Linked DNA regions of Mus musculus: region 2 is linked to region 1. The links are chromatin loops, found by intact Hi-C in ENCODE. Cell type or tissue: left cerebral cortex. All regions are shown on one strand.

What was found. Peaks named below come from ENCODE experiments on the same cell type or tissue, not always from the same donor. Only the 100,000 strongest peaks of a DNase experiment are listed, where the experiment ranks them.
Region 2: it touches region 1 in a loop (2.4-fold over the local background); 4 of 42 quality-filtered maps call a loop at or near these places.

Annotation. Positions count from the first base shown.
Region 1 is chr1:40,354,351-40,362,350 of GRCm38, reverse strand. Il1rl2 (interleukin 1 receptor-like 2) reads right to left here. Exons shown (of 11, transcript NM_001356478.1): 9 at 5,389-5,532. It also overlaps the pseudogene Gm17970. Among named protein-coding and RNA genes, the nearest start is that of Il1rl2, 34 kb to the right of the region's middle. In left cerebral cortex, no CTCF peak of the experiment used is centred here; DNase peaks (open chromatin) are centred at 1,526, 3,338, 6,271, 6,735 and 1 more place.
Region 2 is chr1:40,029,753-40,037,752 of GRCm38, reverse strand. No RefSeq gene overlaps it. Among named protein-coding and RNA genes, the nearest start is that of Il1r2, 51 kb to the left of the region's middle. In left cerebral cortex, no CTCF peak of the experiment used is centred here; a DNase peak (open chromatin) is centred at 3,785.

The DNA of each region.
Region 1 (8,000 bases):
GAGAAGCCCACCAGTACCGACCAGACATCTTAAGCGAGCTCGACAATAATATCCATGGTTTGGGAAGAGGAGGGTGTGGGTCCCAAACAATCAGCTTAGGGATCATGGGTATGTACTAAGGAGGTATCGATTTGTGTTTGGAGACAACCAACCCCAATGACTTTTTCCAGTATAAAATTTAGTGCTAAATAGATGGCTTTCCAAAGTTCTGGAATTTTTTGTTGTTGCTGTTGTTTTTGTTGTTGTTGCTGCTGTTGGTTTTTTCTTGGTTTTTTGGTTTTTGGTTTTTGTTTATTTTGAGAGTGAAAGGAAAGAATAAAGAGACAGAGGGGTGGAGATCTCGTAAGCTCTTATTTCTTGACTGTTTAAGAAGGCATTGAGCCTTCTCATGTAAAGATTTAGATGTGTTTAGACTTACACCCTCAGAAAGCCTTGGCTGCCTGCTGCCCCATTTATATCAGGGAGCATCCTCCTTGGGAAGTGCAGTTCCCAGGTTAGCACCCAATGTTATCCCTCCCCAGCCCCAGGCACAGCTGCCACCACCCACCACGGGCTTCTCTCCCCTCCAAACTTCTCACTCTCCCTCCACTGGCTTTGCTTAAATAGAAAACAAGAGAAATTACATTTGCCAAATGTTTTCTTTTTTTTTTTGACAGAATCCCAGTCCTCTTTCAAAACAAGGCATCTGAGGACACAAGTTCCCCTTGCTCCCCCACTTTCTATACTTGGAACAGATGGAGAGAGATGAGGTAGGACAAAGCCCCATGTCTTCTGAAAACTTAAAACAAAACAAGGCCCCAAACTGTATGTCTTTTCTTCTAAGTGTTTTCTTTCCATGCTGCAGGCTAAACCCAGGCTGCTGTGAGTACACTTGGCCACTGAGCTAGCGGAGCCACAACCCTCAGACTAAGATCTGGAGCAAAGGCGTCATTAAAGGACTTGTTCTCCACATGCACCGGGGATGCAGCACTATCAAAGACACATTTGGAATCCACGTTTGCCTTTCTTAACACAGCCCTCCAATTTTTAACAATTATTATTATTCTATTTTATGTGTGTGGACGTGTCACCAAGGAGGCCAGAATTACCCTGCAGTGGAGGTTCTGGGAATCCTACCAGAATCCTCTAGAAAAGCAGTCACTGCTGCTAATCTCTCTAGCCCCAAGGACAGGATCAGATAGTAGCTCGGGGCGCTTTCTGATAAACTGCAAGACGTACACTTGAATCTAAGATTCTGGGAAGGAAGCTGAGATCAACGGGGCTGCACCATTTCTCAAAGGTGTGCAGAGTTCTCTAAACCTAAGTCACTCATTTGTCCTGGGGTGGCCAAACATGATTTTGAAAAAAAAAAAATAGGGCAGCTATTTCCATGCCTCCACGTATAAGCTCCAAGAACGCTTTTGGTTAATTATGCCTTTTCAGATCCTTTCCAGAGCCCCACAAAGCAGTGCTGCGTAAGCCCTCTCCTTTAGAACTGAGTCATTTTCTGAAGTCCTGTGTGACGGAACGGACACAAAAAAAACCCAGATCGAGGAAACAAAGAAAACAAGGCTTTGACCTGTCTCCTGAAAGCCAACATTATCCTTCCAGGAAGTCCCACCTCCTCCACCCAGAGATGGAGTGACAACAGATGCCCTTGTGGAGAGGCAGTGAGGACAACAGCCAAAGGTAGCTGCTAGTCAACCGTTGAGGCCTCAGATGTTTACCCAGCCCACCACACACACACACACACAGACACACACACACACACACACACACGCACACGCACACACACACACACACACACACACTCACTCATAATAAAAGGCTGCTGCGCACCATGAAGTTAAGGGAGCAGCAGCGGAGGAAACAGTGACAGGCAGCACAGATGATGAACCGGTTACCTCCCGGAACTTAGAGCATCCCTCGTGGCTGTTCTGAGGAAACTCAGATGTGCTGGTGGCTGCTCCCAATATCCACGTCTCTCAGAGGCAGAGGTGGCAATTTATCTCTGGCCTGGCCAAGCGTTTTTTTTTAATTTTCCGAGGCTACCGAACCATCCCTTTACGTAAAAGCACCTGTTCACACCTCTATTGCTGTCTGTAAAACCTAAATGAGATCATGTCTATAGACTGATATTTATGAGAAATTGCCTAATGCTTCTCCAGTTCCCTTCTCTCTTGATGTGACATTCCAGAGCAAATCAAGCAGTCGATAGATAAAATTTGAATTTAAAAGATACTTTATCTAAGGTCCTGTGGCCGAGTTGCCTGAGGACTGGCTTGTCTGTCCACCCCAGCATGCACAGAAAACATTGAAGTGAACACACATAACACATAGGATTGTGTTTACTTTGGAAATGCTAAAGGCCACCAGATTCCTTACATTACAACACTGTTGTAAATGGGACTCTCCACAGGAAACTGTCTTTGGAAATGAGCCCCAGAATGATCTATGTTATTTCACAAACCACAGAAACATGTGTGGGGAAAGCCAGAGTTAACTGACGTGGCTTTAGTCAGGAAAGCAATTTTACCTTTAGAGACCAAGACCTCTCACCAACTCTGAGCTGTGCTTAGTTTGTTCCCTTATCTTTTGTTGCCTGATACACCTGCTGGGTTAGCTCTAACTGTTCTAGTCCATTGCACGCTGCACAGAAGCGTCTGAATGGAATAAAGCTAGCAGTGCACATATTTTTCAGCCGACCTGTTGCTGACCACTCTTTGATTCAAGTCTTGCAGATACTGGGGTACACCTAACACGCCAGTTCTGACATCACCTGGGGCAGCATAGAAATACAGGACTCCCTGACTTCAAGCAGGCTTGTGAATGGCTGCCAGACTGTAACTCGTGGGTCACTTATCTTTACCTTTGTGTGGCAAGGCTTGACCAACCAGGTTAGAGTGAACTTTGGCAAGAAGGACATAATGTCTCTCTCTCTTCCACATCCATATTCACTATACTGTATATGTTCCAGAATATTTTCCCAAGAGAATTCAGGCTGTCAGCAGGATTCATGATCAACCTCGGAAGCTCATCACTAGATCATTTTAGAGACTTTATTCAAAGTTCTTTGACGTTATCCAAAGTTAACAATGGTTGGGTAGGTGGAGAGGTGGGAAGATTGAAGCAAACACTTTCCAAAATTAAAAAATAAGAGCAAAAGAATCATGAGGCTTCCTGGCCTGTTGTCAGATCCAATCTCCAAAGCCACCACCCCTGGCTGTGCTGAGCTGGGAGGAGTGGGTCCTGATGTGTCATCTGTTGGGCTCCCCGGTTCCACAGGGGGGAGTGAGTCACTCCTCCTTCCATCTCTTGCTGACAAACTCAACTTCTCTGCCAGGCAGCTTTATCATACTATGTGCACACCATAAATAACTAAGGCAAGGCTGTACTCACACTTCTGGGAGTTACAGTGAGTCAGAGGTGTGAACACGCAGGGGCCAGAGAGGCTGGAGCTTCCAGAAACACCACATGAAAGAACGTCATGTCACATTCTCTTAGTCAGTGGAGATAGAAGGCAGACCACTCCTATCTACTCCAGAAGAAATGAATGCTGTGGTCTCGTCACAAAGGGACAGCCAGGGAGACAGGCAAGCACCTCAGATTGTGTTGGCCTGGCCAGGCAAGGACCATGGCTACATCTCACCACTGTTAAATCTCAAACCCGGGACAAAGGGCTGAGGTGCTGGCTGCCAAGTTCTCCGTGCATTCCTCAGTCCCTACCTGTTACAGGATCCTCCAGACTGGACTGGCATACCCTGCCCCTACCCTGAACTCTCCAAGAGGATAAACTAACTGACTTTCCTCCAGCTGCCCTTCCCTATATATTCCAACCTTCTAGGTGACCCTTTGTCTACTTTCTTGGCCCAGGCTGGTTATCAGCTGCTCTTCCCTCTCCTCACAAGGCTTTGTACTCCCCTGGATGTCCCTGCCCCCACCCCAGGCTATACTCCCCTTTTATCTACAATAGACTCTCTTCTCTACCACTCTGAGGAATAGTCAAGTCCTTTTCTAGTTATTTCTTCCTTTTCATTCAGCCATCAACATTGGGCTACAACCCAGCCTCTGGGTTACCAATTGTTGAATTCTGACATTTAGCTAAATACAGTTTGAATCACAGCATCTGTGTTTTATCAACAACTTGTACACAATAATCTGTGTGGCGACTTTTGTACACAAACAGCTGCTTAGAACAAACAGCTTTTTTTTTTTTTTTTTTAGATCTGCTACTCTGAATGTGTTTGGACTCTGAGTTGCCTCATTCCCTTGCTCCTGTTCAAGAAAAATGTTTGACCTAAAAAGACATGCATTTCCTCATCCCAGTGCACGCCAGCTGTGTGGATTTCTTTTGTCTTTTTAATTGTTTTTATAGGCAAATAAGGGACAGCAAAGCAGACTGAATGGTGTTTTGTCTGTTTTGTTTTCCATAGGGCCTTACTAGATCAAATTCCTTCTGAAACTTTTTTGTTTGTTTGTTTAAATCAGATTGTATTAAAACCTAAATGGAGAGAAATCTTGGTTCTGTAACACAGGAAGGCATTTCTGTGTGAAAAGAAAAAAATTGGCGGCAGGATAGAGACACCAGTGAAGGCTCTGAGCAGAGCTTTGGCCTTCAGATCAGTGAAAAAGGACCCCTGCCTCAGGCTCCTGCTAAGTACTGAGAGAAGCGGGCTTCTTCCCTTTCCTTTGTCCCTCCTGTACCTCATTCCCTCCCTCTCCCCCTGCCTTCCTCTCCCTCTTTATGACCCTCCTTCTGTAGCTGAGAGAAAGAAGATATCTCACCCAGCCACCCAGTGGAGAGCTCTGAGTAAATCCAGGCAGGTCTTTTTTGGAAGCCAGAGACATAAATTACTTCAGGTACCAAGTATAGGGTTTACAGAGAGGATAGCATCACTCTATGACCTGCTGAGTTTTAAATTGGAGGGAGAAGGGGGTAATATATGCACAACTGCTCCAGCAGACATCTCTTTGCTTCACAGACCCAGAAAATAAGATCTTTCTCATACTGCTTCCTAGAGCAGGATGGCTCACTACCTCCTAGAGCAGGTTGGCCCACTGTCATCTAGAGCAGGTTGGCCCATTGCCTCCTAAATCAGGTTGGCCTACTGCCTCCTAGAGTAGCTGGCCCATTGCTTTCTAGTGCAGGATGGCCCACCACTAGCCTCTGCTGCTGCCTAGTGGCTATTTCCTGGTCACTACCTGTGTTCCAGCTTATTGGCAAAGGAAGCTGATAATCACAGACAAATCATTTCTCTGAAGCACATGAAGTCCTCCTGAGACACTGAACACTAAATTCTCCAGCCAGGAGAAAGGATTACCCACATATAACAATAGGAGAAGAACACTTAAGAGTAGGTAGACAGCAATTTTGAGGCTTTGCTCCCAAAGACCACCACACATACTTACCATCTGGAGCCTGGGCAGTGTGGAAGGCGCTTCTGTACCAAAGCATGATGTCGATCTTAAAGCTGTTGTAGATGAACAGAACAGATACAACCAGAAGTAGGAACGCCATAAGCCCTCCTAAGAGGTAAGCCCTGAAGTCTGGAACTGCAAACGACAGGGAAAAGTCAATGGCCGAAGGTTAGTTTTACCTCCACACTTACACGTGGCTCTTAGTCAAAGCCAGGTGGGAAACGTGAGGCTACTGCTTGAACACACATCTCTAAGTTTCCTTGTGAGTATACAAGTTGGATAGTTTAATTTCCACTGAGAAGGTTGGGAAGAAATGGTCTCCTTAAAAGCCAGGGAGCCCTAGGTATTCATGCCAGAACAAAAGGACTCCAGCTGCAAGGAAACTGTCTCAGAGCATGTGGATCCAGGTACCTTCATGAGGTACAATCTGACTGTGTCTGAAATGTCCCCCATGGCTTCCCCTGAAGAATCTGGGTTTCAATCCCACCATACGACCCTCGGAGCTGAGCAGAGGGACTCCTGTTAAAACTGATAAAAGTCATTGGCCTTCTGCCCAGACATGGGCTGTGCAAGTCGATGGTGAGACAGTCCTCATCTGACCCTTCCCAGGGCTCCTGAAGCCAGGGCCTGTGTCTGTCTGAGAGTTCCTGATATGGTACTCAATGCCTGCTCTGCTAAGAGAGTGTACAGTTCTGATGACAGGCAAGGGAGCAGACAGCTAGGGGAAGAATCAGTTACTCCAAAAGGGAGGTCCCGGTTGCTTCCAGAAGAACTCTTGAACGCCAAGAAGAGGAACCAAGCAGCGCCCTACCTTGCCACAACCCAAAAGGGTGCTGCCAGAGGAGGGTGCCCAAGAATGAGGGAAGAGAAAAAGGGAACCCACCGCATCAACCACTTCCTTCATCAGCCCGTTCACCCTGAAAAGGAGCTCGTGGGTCTGGTGGGATGGGGGAGAAGTGTTTGAGTCTCCCAGAACAAACGTTTCTGGTTTATAAAATCTTCAAGAAATAGCTTGTCAAATCCTTCTCAGGCCACACATACAGTAAACATCTGAAGGCCTAAGACTTCCTGCATATTGTAGCATGTCTTTAGATATAACAGCTTGATAGAGTACAGAGACAGAAAACACACTTGGTGCCAGCCCCCACCCCAAATCAATCCATTGAGCAAGTCCCTCTGTAGCCAGTGGACACTGTTCTGCAGGCTGTTGCCCAATCCGCCCCTTTCCCATCTTTATAACCTTCGTCATCTGCCTTCCAACTATGAGATGGCAAATCCCCTGTGTCTATCTTCTGCTTTTTGCCAGCTCTTATCAGAGTTGTGTGAGCAACACCATCTCTCCCTTTGGGAGGATCTAATCTGGAAGAGTCTAAGCCCCTGATAGTGATCTTAAAATTATAAAGTGTGATATGACGATTCCATGACTAAGCCCACAGTACTTAATGAGATTCAAAGAGCCCTTGGCAGCCGCAGTGTGGTCTGACTGTTCCTTGCACTGAGTAGTGTGGACATGTTTGGCTCTGTGAATGTGCTCAAAGATGATGACAGTGGAATTGTCTTATTAGTGAAGAAGCTCAAATGAGTAGAGACTTTGAAGTGGAAATAAATGTACAGCTCACTGCTGGTATACCAGGTACCCTTATTAAGAATAGGATTTGAATGAGTTCAAAAGATAGCTCAGAGGTTAAGAGTACTGGCTGTTCTTCCAAAGGACCTGGGTTCAAGCCATAACTTCTTGTAACTCCATTTCCAAGAGATCTGATGCTCTCTTCTGATTTCCATGGGCATTGGGCACTCACATGGTACATGTATATATGTGCAAGCAAAACATGCTTACAAATAAAGACATAAATAGAATGGCATTTGTGAGTCTGATTTCATGGAACCATCATCAGGAGCCTTCAGACTCGAAAGCAGAGGATAGATGATGATTAAAAGACACAGAAGAGGGGAAAAAAAAAAGACTTTCACAGAAAGAAATAGCCCATCCAGACAACCTTCTAGTCATCCTGCTCAGGATGAAGCAGGTTAAGAGTCAAATCTGCAGATAACTTCAGGAACAAAAAAATTGAGGAAGTCAAATGAAGAAGTCACCAATGAGTAAACCAAAAGTTTAGACTTAAGAGGGTGAGGTTTCTAAGAATTCAAGACAAACAAAACAAGGTGTGCTTGACCAACCACAGAAAAGCTACCATGTGAGGCTGTGGAGCGAGCACCCGGAGAAACCAAGAATATGTTCACCAAGAGTTTCCTAAGTATGGTCCAAACAAAGGAGTGAAGAGTCCCTTCTCCTCCCCCATGACTGGCAGGTGTTAGCTTGGTTTTTCTTCCCCTTGCTGTTGTTGCCTGGATATGAGATTTATTACTGAACAAGTTTTGGTAGGGTATAAGACAGCACTGTGAAAGCCTTCAGAAATGCAGAGCTCTCTCTTTGTCCAGGGGACCACGATTGGGGATATATTTGACACTACAGCCATCGGGAATAAGCTACTTCCATGCAACCATGTCTTCAGATTCATCTGCGTTAAACGTAGTGAAGCCCCACTTCTTTGAGAGGTGGATCTTCTGGAGGCCAGGGAACTTGAGCTTGGCTTTACACATGT
Region 2 (8,000 bases), 320 kb after region 1:
CCATCACTTGAACAACTAACAGGGTACTGGAAAAGGCTGTTCATCCTCACATGAGAAATTCCTCCTTTTCATGGTCCAGAGTCACATCATTCCAGCGCAGACTATATGGAGAATTATGTACCATCAGTTTTCATAGTTGACTTAGGGAGGGGCTTTCTGGGGTGATGAAAGTGCTAAAGGAGGTTGTGATGAGCGCTCAATGATTAGAATTGATCCATGTAGACCTTCCAGATAAGGAATTTATTCAGGTCTAATTACATTTTATCTCATTACAGCTGTTTGGTTTGTTTGTTTGTTTGTTTGTTTGTTTTAAAAAAACAAAATGTAAATCTTCATTTGGGTCATGGGATGTTCTGGGATGAGTTACTGCTGATCATGGACTGAGGTCAGCGAGGAGTGGCTACAACAACAAACACATTTGTTTGTCAGTTTGTTTGCTTTTTTCTTTAATGGAGATAAAAAGAAACCTAGTTTATGTGCATGTTGGTTTTTTGAGACGGGTTCTTACTACATTTCCAAGGATAGTCTTTAACCCATGGTAGCCCAGGATAGCCTAGAACTTGAACCCCTGCGTTAACCCCCTTAGTGTTGGGATCGTAGGTGTGTGCCACCACCCCTGGCCCTCAAATTAATTTTTGAAAGTTACCTAGAAAGACAAAGAGGCTAATGGTGGAGGAGGGAAAGAAGCTTGAATTCCTTGGCTGACTCTATTTGGTTTAGTAAAACTGACTCAAGAACAGATATTATTTTATATGAGTATAAAAAGTTAAATTTAAGGAGCAACCCTGAAAAACTCTGAAGGAAACAAAATGATGTGCCAACCTGGTGGCATGACCACTCTAAGGGTAAAAGTAACAATGACGACAAAGTAAGGTCTAATAAGAAGGCCGTAACTCCTTCCCAGTGGTCATACATCATTCAAGGTGGTTCAGTAGAACTCTGAGCCTTGCTGTATGTTTTGTGACCAGGGAATGACATTGGTGTTCAGAACAGGAGAAAGTAGATTTAGAATTTATAGGACTAACCAAAGAAATTTAAAAAAAAAAATCCCGTCACCCTGAATATCACATGCAAGTCTACAACGTATTTGCCATTAAAATAAGATCAGAAAAGGGATGTGTAGATGGCTCTGCTCAAAATACACCAAATAAATGCATTAACATATCAAGGAATAAATAGAAATATTAATAAAATCTCAGCCAGGGTGGATAGTGCACACATGTAACTACACTTCTGAGGCTCAGGCAAGAGGATGGAGAATTTGAGACTACCCTGGGCTATACAGTAAGAAAGAATTCACAAATCTGCATGTTATTATGCAGGGACCATGACAGTCTATCCTGTATTATCCAAATGTTAGTATATGTGCTGTTGAAGTGAGTACAAAGCCATCCAAACAAACAAACAAATAAAAAAAACCCTTTACATTGAAAGGAACTAGAAAAACTACTAACTGTATACTACTAGTAATACAAATACCAGACTGATCACAAAAAAATCACAAAATGGTATTTCTTATGAAGACAGTGCCATCTTAGAGAAATGGATGAATTCAATAAGTGCAGGAAATGTATCAGAGACTGACTGTCTCATATACCAACAGCTACCAAAAACAAGATTCTATGGACCAACACTTAAAATATATGTGCACGAATCATGCTTATCGTCAACAAAGGGATTTATCAGCCACATACAAGATGCTGTACTCACCTAGATCGTGATTCACATACATCGAAAACGAAACACACACAAACACTCCTAAGAACACATCGCTTGATGAAATCTTTACTTTTGTTAGGTATGGGTGCAGTTATTTGGTGTATTTATTTATGATTAGGATTGTCTAGGGGTTGCTTTGAAATGACCCATGGGGATGAGGTCAGACATCTCTAAGTTGATACATAATACTTGAAGCAGGGGGGGGGGGTGGTTGTTGAGGGTAAAATGGTTCAGTGGATAGAAGTTGCTCATCCAAAGAACCAGGACACAAATTCACGTGCAGCTTACAACCATTTGTAAGCTTGTTCCTGGGGGCCTGATGAGAGGACCCCAGTTCAATTTCCAGCACTGACCTGGTAGCTTACAACCATTCAGCAACTCCAGTTTGACACCCTCTTCTCGTCTCAACGGTGCACAGACATACATGCAAATATGCATGCATATAACCATATGTTAGAAGGTAATTGAAGCATCCAGATAGACATGTTTTTGAGATCTTTCATTATTTTTAATTGCGGGGGTAGGGGTGTAGGTCTGTTCACATGAACACTAGAGGCAAGGCAATGGAGGTCCCTGGAACTGGACTTACAGGCAGTTGTCAATCATCTGAATTGGGTAGAAACTGAACTCAGGTCCACTGAAAGAGCAGGAAGTACCTTTAGACTGCTAAGCTATCTCTCTAGACACCTACTATTTTTGTGAACACTTAAGTTTTTCCACAACTAAAATAATAATAAAAAATTAGCCTATTTCCATATCATGTAATAAGTGTAAACTTTCTCCATAATGGTGGGTGAAGACATTCACATTATCCTCAGAGTTGCATCTAAAACAGCCTCTTTTGATTGAAATGACACTCAATCTACACAGAACTGGGGTGTCTGGCTTCTTAAGATTGTACCACAACCACTGGGATCATGAGCAATGTGGAAATTAGGAGGAAGGTGTAGAACCTTCCGGCGAGAGATTTCTTCTTGTGTCCTCCAGCAGTTTCTGTCACAGGGGCTTGCCCAGGACACTTGACCTGGATAATCAGACACTCTGGTGGGTGAGACCCTGCCAGCCATTTTCAACAAATTCTCTCATCCAAGCTCAGAGACTACTGCAGAAGCAGGGCTGGAAAGATCATGAAAACTAGAGACAATGAAATTCTGTAAAGAGTGTTTGTTGGACCTGTCCGGGCCATTGCGCCCATGAACCCAATGGTACATCCACCAAACCAAGCAAGGCAAAATACCAGCATGGGTGGATTAGGGCTGCACGAATCCTACCACTCACTGAGGGGCTATTCGCAATTGATAGCTACTGGGAAAGGAAATCCATTTTCCTCAGGAATGTAGCCCTCGAAAGACCACTCAAACTCCAACAGACTGAACTACACTCATGCGCCCACAGGTAGCACCAAGTGGACGTACTGCTTTTAAAACAAGTAGAAGATGGGAGTTGAGGCAGGCGATACAAGAGGAATTAGAAGTAAGGAAATAGGGGATATGTTTCATTAAAATGTAGTATATATTCATATACAAAATTCTCAGTCAAAAAGGCATATCCAAAAAAAAAAAGAAAAGAAAAAGAAAAAAAATGAAACAAGTAAAAAGAATAAAAATAAAAAGAATAAAAGATTATTCCCTTCTTGGGAATGTGATCCGTGTCCCAGGTTGGAAATCCTAGTGTTTTTAACTAGGCGTGACTCTAAGCGTCACTTAGCTGGCTTCTCCCTGATCTCCACGCTAAGCTCTCGTATGCTTCCTTGCGGTCTGGACATACTGTCCTTTTAATTCCATATACACATCAGCTGCCTTTTGGAATCGGAGATCAGATCCCCGTCCATGGTAACTTGGAAGATCTGAGCATTACAGAGTGATCCAATTATAGCTTGTAATTATGGTGGCTTGTACAAAGTGCAGCAATTCACAAATCTTCCCTGAACGGACAAAACTCCCTTTGTTTCTACTGCAATGATGAGACTTCATGCTGCTCTGTGTCAGTTACACACGACTATGATAGCAGCTGCCCTTAAGTGGAGCTGGGCAAATGTCATCTAAGACCAGGAGTCAGTTCTATAGAATGGGCAGCCATGACTCAGCAGATTCCAGAAGGACCAGGCTCTTGTGTTACTACCGATTCGTGGCAGTGATGGCTCCTGGCCATCTCTCCAGCATGCACAGTGAGCTCTCTTGAGTGAGGTCCAGTAAGAGCTGAAAATAGGGTTGCACTTCAAAATAGCCAGGGAGACTCAGGTGACAGCCACACCTTTTCCAACAGTCTAGAGTGACTTACTTGTGAAGGATCCTGGGAATCTGTTACCCAGTGACTGGGACATATGCGACTGTGCTGAGGATAATAAATTACACAGCCACCATTAAGTTTCTCAGTTCCTTCCATGACAGGTCTTTGCCCCATTCTTTTAAGATTACACAACGGCAGAAACCAGAATGCAATGGGGGAGTGGGTTTTTCCCACAGCTATAAGTCTCTGAGAACTTTCCAGCTTGGCGGGCCCCTCGTTGATGCCACCAGTGAGTCAGAGGCCCCAGATAAACACCTCTGCTGTACATGAAAGTTTTCTGTCTGAAACCCACCTGTGTAGGGGAACAGCAGCAGCCACTGGCTGCATATATGTGTGTGTGTGTGTGTGTGTGTGTGTGTATGGCTTGCAACTTCATGTGCCTTCCTTGCAGCCTTTAGAAAAAGAAACCCCTGCAGCACAGTCCTGGACCCCACAGCAGAGAGTCCTGGGCTGTCCGTGAGAAGAAGGATTTCTTAGCTTTCACCCACAGCCAGCTCACTGCCTTGAGGTTTGCAAATTATGGCCTCCTCCTTTAGCTTTCTCACAGAACCATTTTAATAGAGCCAGAGAACAAAAGCTTTGCAAACTCCTGTGTGTGTGTGTGTGTGTGTGTGTGTGTGTGTGTGTGTGTGTGTGTGTCTGTCTGTCTGTCTGTCTGTCTGTCTGTGATTGTGTAAAACCCAGCCTAGGTAACAGTGCAGTGGTTCTCAGATTCAGTTCTAACGCTGTGACCCTTTAATACAGTGATCCCCCAACCATCAAGTTATTCCAGTGCTACTTTAGTTTTGAATGCTATGAACCATAATGTTAAAATTTTGACAAACAGGATATCTGATATGTGACCCCCCCATGAAAGGCTGTTCAACCTGCAAAGGGGTTGAGACCCACACAGGTTGAGAACTGCTGTTCTAGTGGGATTTTTGTCTTGGTTATCCTGTTGACATGACTTTAGTTCTATCTATCTATCTATCTATCTATCTATCTATCTATCTATCTATCTATCCATCCATCCATCCATCCATCCATCCATCCATCCACACACAGTAATATACACTGAGATGTAGAAAAATCCAGCCCATGGAGATTAGAAGACCATGTCTCAACTCAGGCCCCCCATTCCAGAATGATCTCTAGGGGGACTATTTAAGAAGCAGTAAGATGTGGACAAATGTCGGGGACAAACCTTGGAAGTGTCTATAAAGCCTCTAGACATGTTAAAGGCCTTAGTATGGAAAATAGTGTGAAGGGTGTTTTATAAATTATGTGTTGAGATTGCATTCTGGAATACACTTATTCAAGTGCATTAGCAAGCTTTGTATGTGTTTGATTAAATGTGTGCTCCAATAGCTTGCATTACCACAGTGACTTGCTGTGTGCTCATCTTTACATTTCTCTGGCTAGCCTCAAGTTGTTAGAAAGTAACCCAATATTATTGACTTCATGGCCTTTCAAGTTATCTTGCAAAGCTAGGTGTGTCCATATCCCATTGTGACTTTTCTCTGTATTAGAAAACACAGAAACGCAAGCTTGTTGTGGACACTGACAGGCACCCGTGGACTCTGCCAACAGAACGTTTTCTCTCATTGCTTGGCCTCGAAGGCGCACATATCTGCACTTGAAATCCTCACCGGTGCTTTTCAAAGCATGCTTTATATATTGGCATAAATAAATCTGGAAACCTGAAGGAACTGGTTTAGAACACAGACATTCCTTTTGCATCAGAGGTGTGGCTGAATAGGAAAGCTCTGATACTGCACCAATGACCAGCTGGCTACAGGCCAGGCAGGAGTCACCAGTTTCTTCTCCTGAATCCCCAACCTGGATGCTGGCAGGTCAGTGGGGGAAGAGGAGGCCACATTACTGAAATCAAGCAGAGTAAGCCCTCCATGAGCCCTTACTCATGAGGGAGCAGGAGGAAGCCACCAACTGTGCTGTTGCTGACCCCATTTTTGTGTACTCAGGACAAGACTCCAGGCTGCAGCCTTATCCATTTGTGAGGCCATTCAAACACTGTAGACATTTTCCAAGTGGGTCTGACGCGTTCTCAAATCAGTTATGAACTGCTTGCCTCCTGAGTACATACCAAGCACTAACTTCTCCAGGCAGGCAGCTGGTCACCAACGGGACCTCAGGTTCTCTGTCTCAATGCCCTATTCTCAAGTGGCACAGGCACATCAGTATTCAGTTTCCTCTTTATCCTCTCAACTTCTAATTGTCCTCTTCAAACTGAGGTTGACTCTGTCCTGTACTCATTTCTAATGCTCCACTCAGCTCCTGCACTGGTATCTCTTCAAAGAGTCAACAGGGAGTCTTCTGTTGCCCAGGCCAAGAAGGTACATTAAGAGCCTTCACTCAGGACCAAGCACACAGTGAAACAATCCTCTTGCTGTCACTGTTGCTACCCAAGAGGCAGGCTAGGATGAGGTGCCCATCAGCAGAGCATCCCTATCTTACATAATTCTCATTTGTCCCTTATCTTTTGTTAAATCCAATATGGCTGGCACTAGCATCGGGGCCCTTGCAGCTGGCCTGCACTCCTGTGACAAGGCTGACCCGAGCGAGATGTGAGTCTAGATCCTAGCAGGAGGACTTCAATGTGCAGCCTGAGAGTGTCTCTCCCTCTGTTTCATTCAGGCAGCCACATGCGAGACATGAATCTAGATCCTAGCAGGGGACTTCAACGTGCACCCTCAGAGCGTCTCTCACTCGTTTCATTACGGCAGCCACATGCTACTGTAGTTTAGTAAGTTACAAGTCTTTGGGGCTGGAGAGCTCACTCAGTGTGTACGCTTCTTGCAAGGAAGCATGGATCCTAGCACATGTGTAAAAAGCCAAGCACAGGGGAATACACCCCAAACCGCAGCTCTAGAGACATGGAGATAGGGGTCCTGAAGCTTGCTGGCTGGCCTGCCAATCTAATCCAATCAGTGAACTCCACAGAGTTAGAGATTCTGTCTCAAAAACAAGGCAGAGGGCTGGAGAGATGGCTCAGTCGTTAGAGGCGGGTCACATTCAAAAGGGAGGTGGAGAGCACTTGACAAGGGCGCTGGCACCAACGTCTGGTCTCTATTCCTAAGTACATCCATGCAAATACACGGACACACACGCACTTCAGCACACACACAAATGAAGGCTCTATTTTCGATTCTAGAACAGTGACCGCTATCCCAAGTCACCCTTCAGGCCTGTTTCCCCACAGGAGCATGGTACCTTAAGACTGCTCAGCACACAGTGATTGCTCAACTTGACCAAGAAAGCCACCGAGTTCCCAGAAGTTTACGAGCTCCCACACTTACTCAATGATGTACCCTGCTAAGGGAGGCGAGGGGACAACCAGTCCTTCAGAAAGCAGACCAAGGAAGTATCATTGATACCAGTAACACATGGGAATCCGAGGCAAGACCTTTTGAAATGTCCTTTCCATAGGGCTGCCCAGGGTAAGAAATGGATCCTGTGCAGCCCAGCAATGCCTCTTCCTAGGAGTGAGCAGGGCAGGCCATGAAGGGGCAACTAAGGTCCTGAGCTCACCAAACTGCCCAGACTGTCCATGATAGGCAGGGCTAGTCTGCAGATGGTAGCTTCCAAATGGCCTCTGTTCTAAACTGTGACTCTCGTGAATCTAATAGTCCACAATGAACCTGATGCTTGGTAGCAGGACTATTTGGGGAGGAAGGGGCCATTGGGATTCTGAAACTGAAAACACTCTCTTGAAGTCAACAGTGACAAGAGTAACCTATGGCTTTCCTTGAGAAGCCTTGTGAGCTGTGGTTTAGGTAGTCAGCTCTCAGGATAAAGGCAGGGCACAGATTAAGAACCATGAGTGCCAATAAAAAAAAGTATTAATTGCCGGCATGTGCTACAGGACAATATGAAGACCACACTAGGTGCAAAGGCCACGCAGTGAAAGGTGAGGTTCATGACTGTGGAGGAGGCAAACTGAGAGTGAGCAGGAGATGGAAGGTTGCCTATAACCAGGAGATGACTGTGGAAGG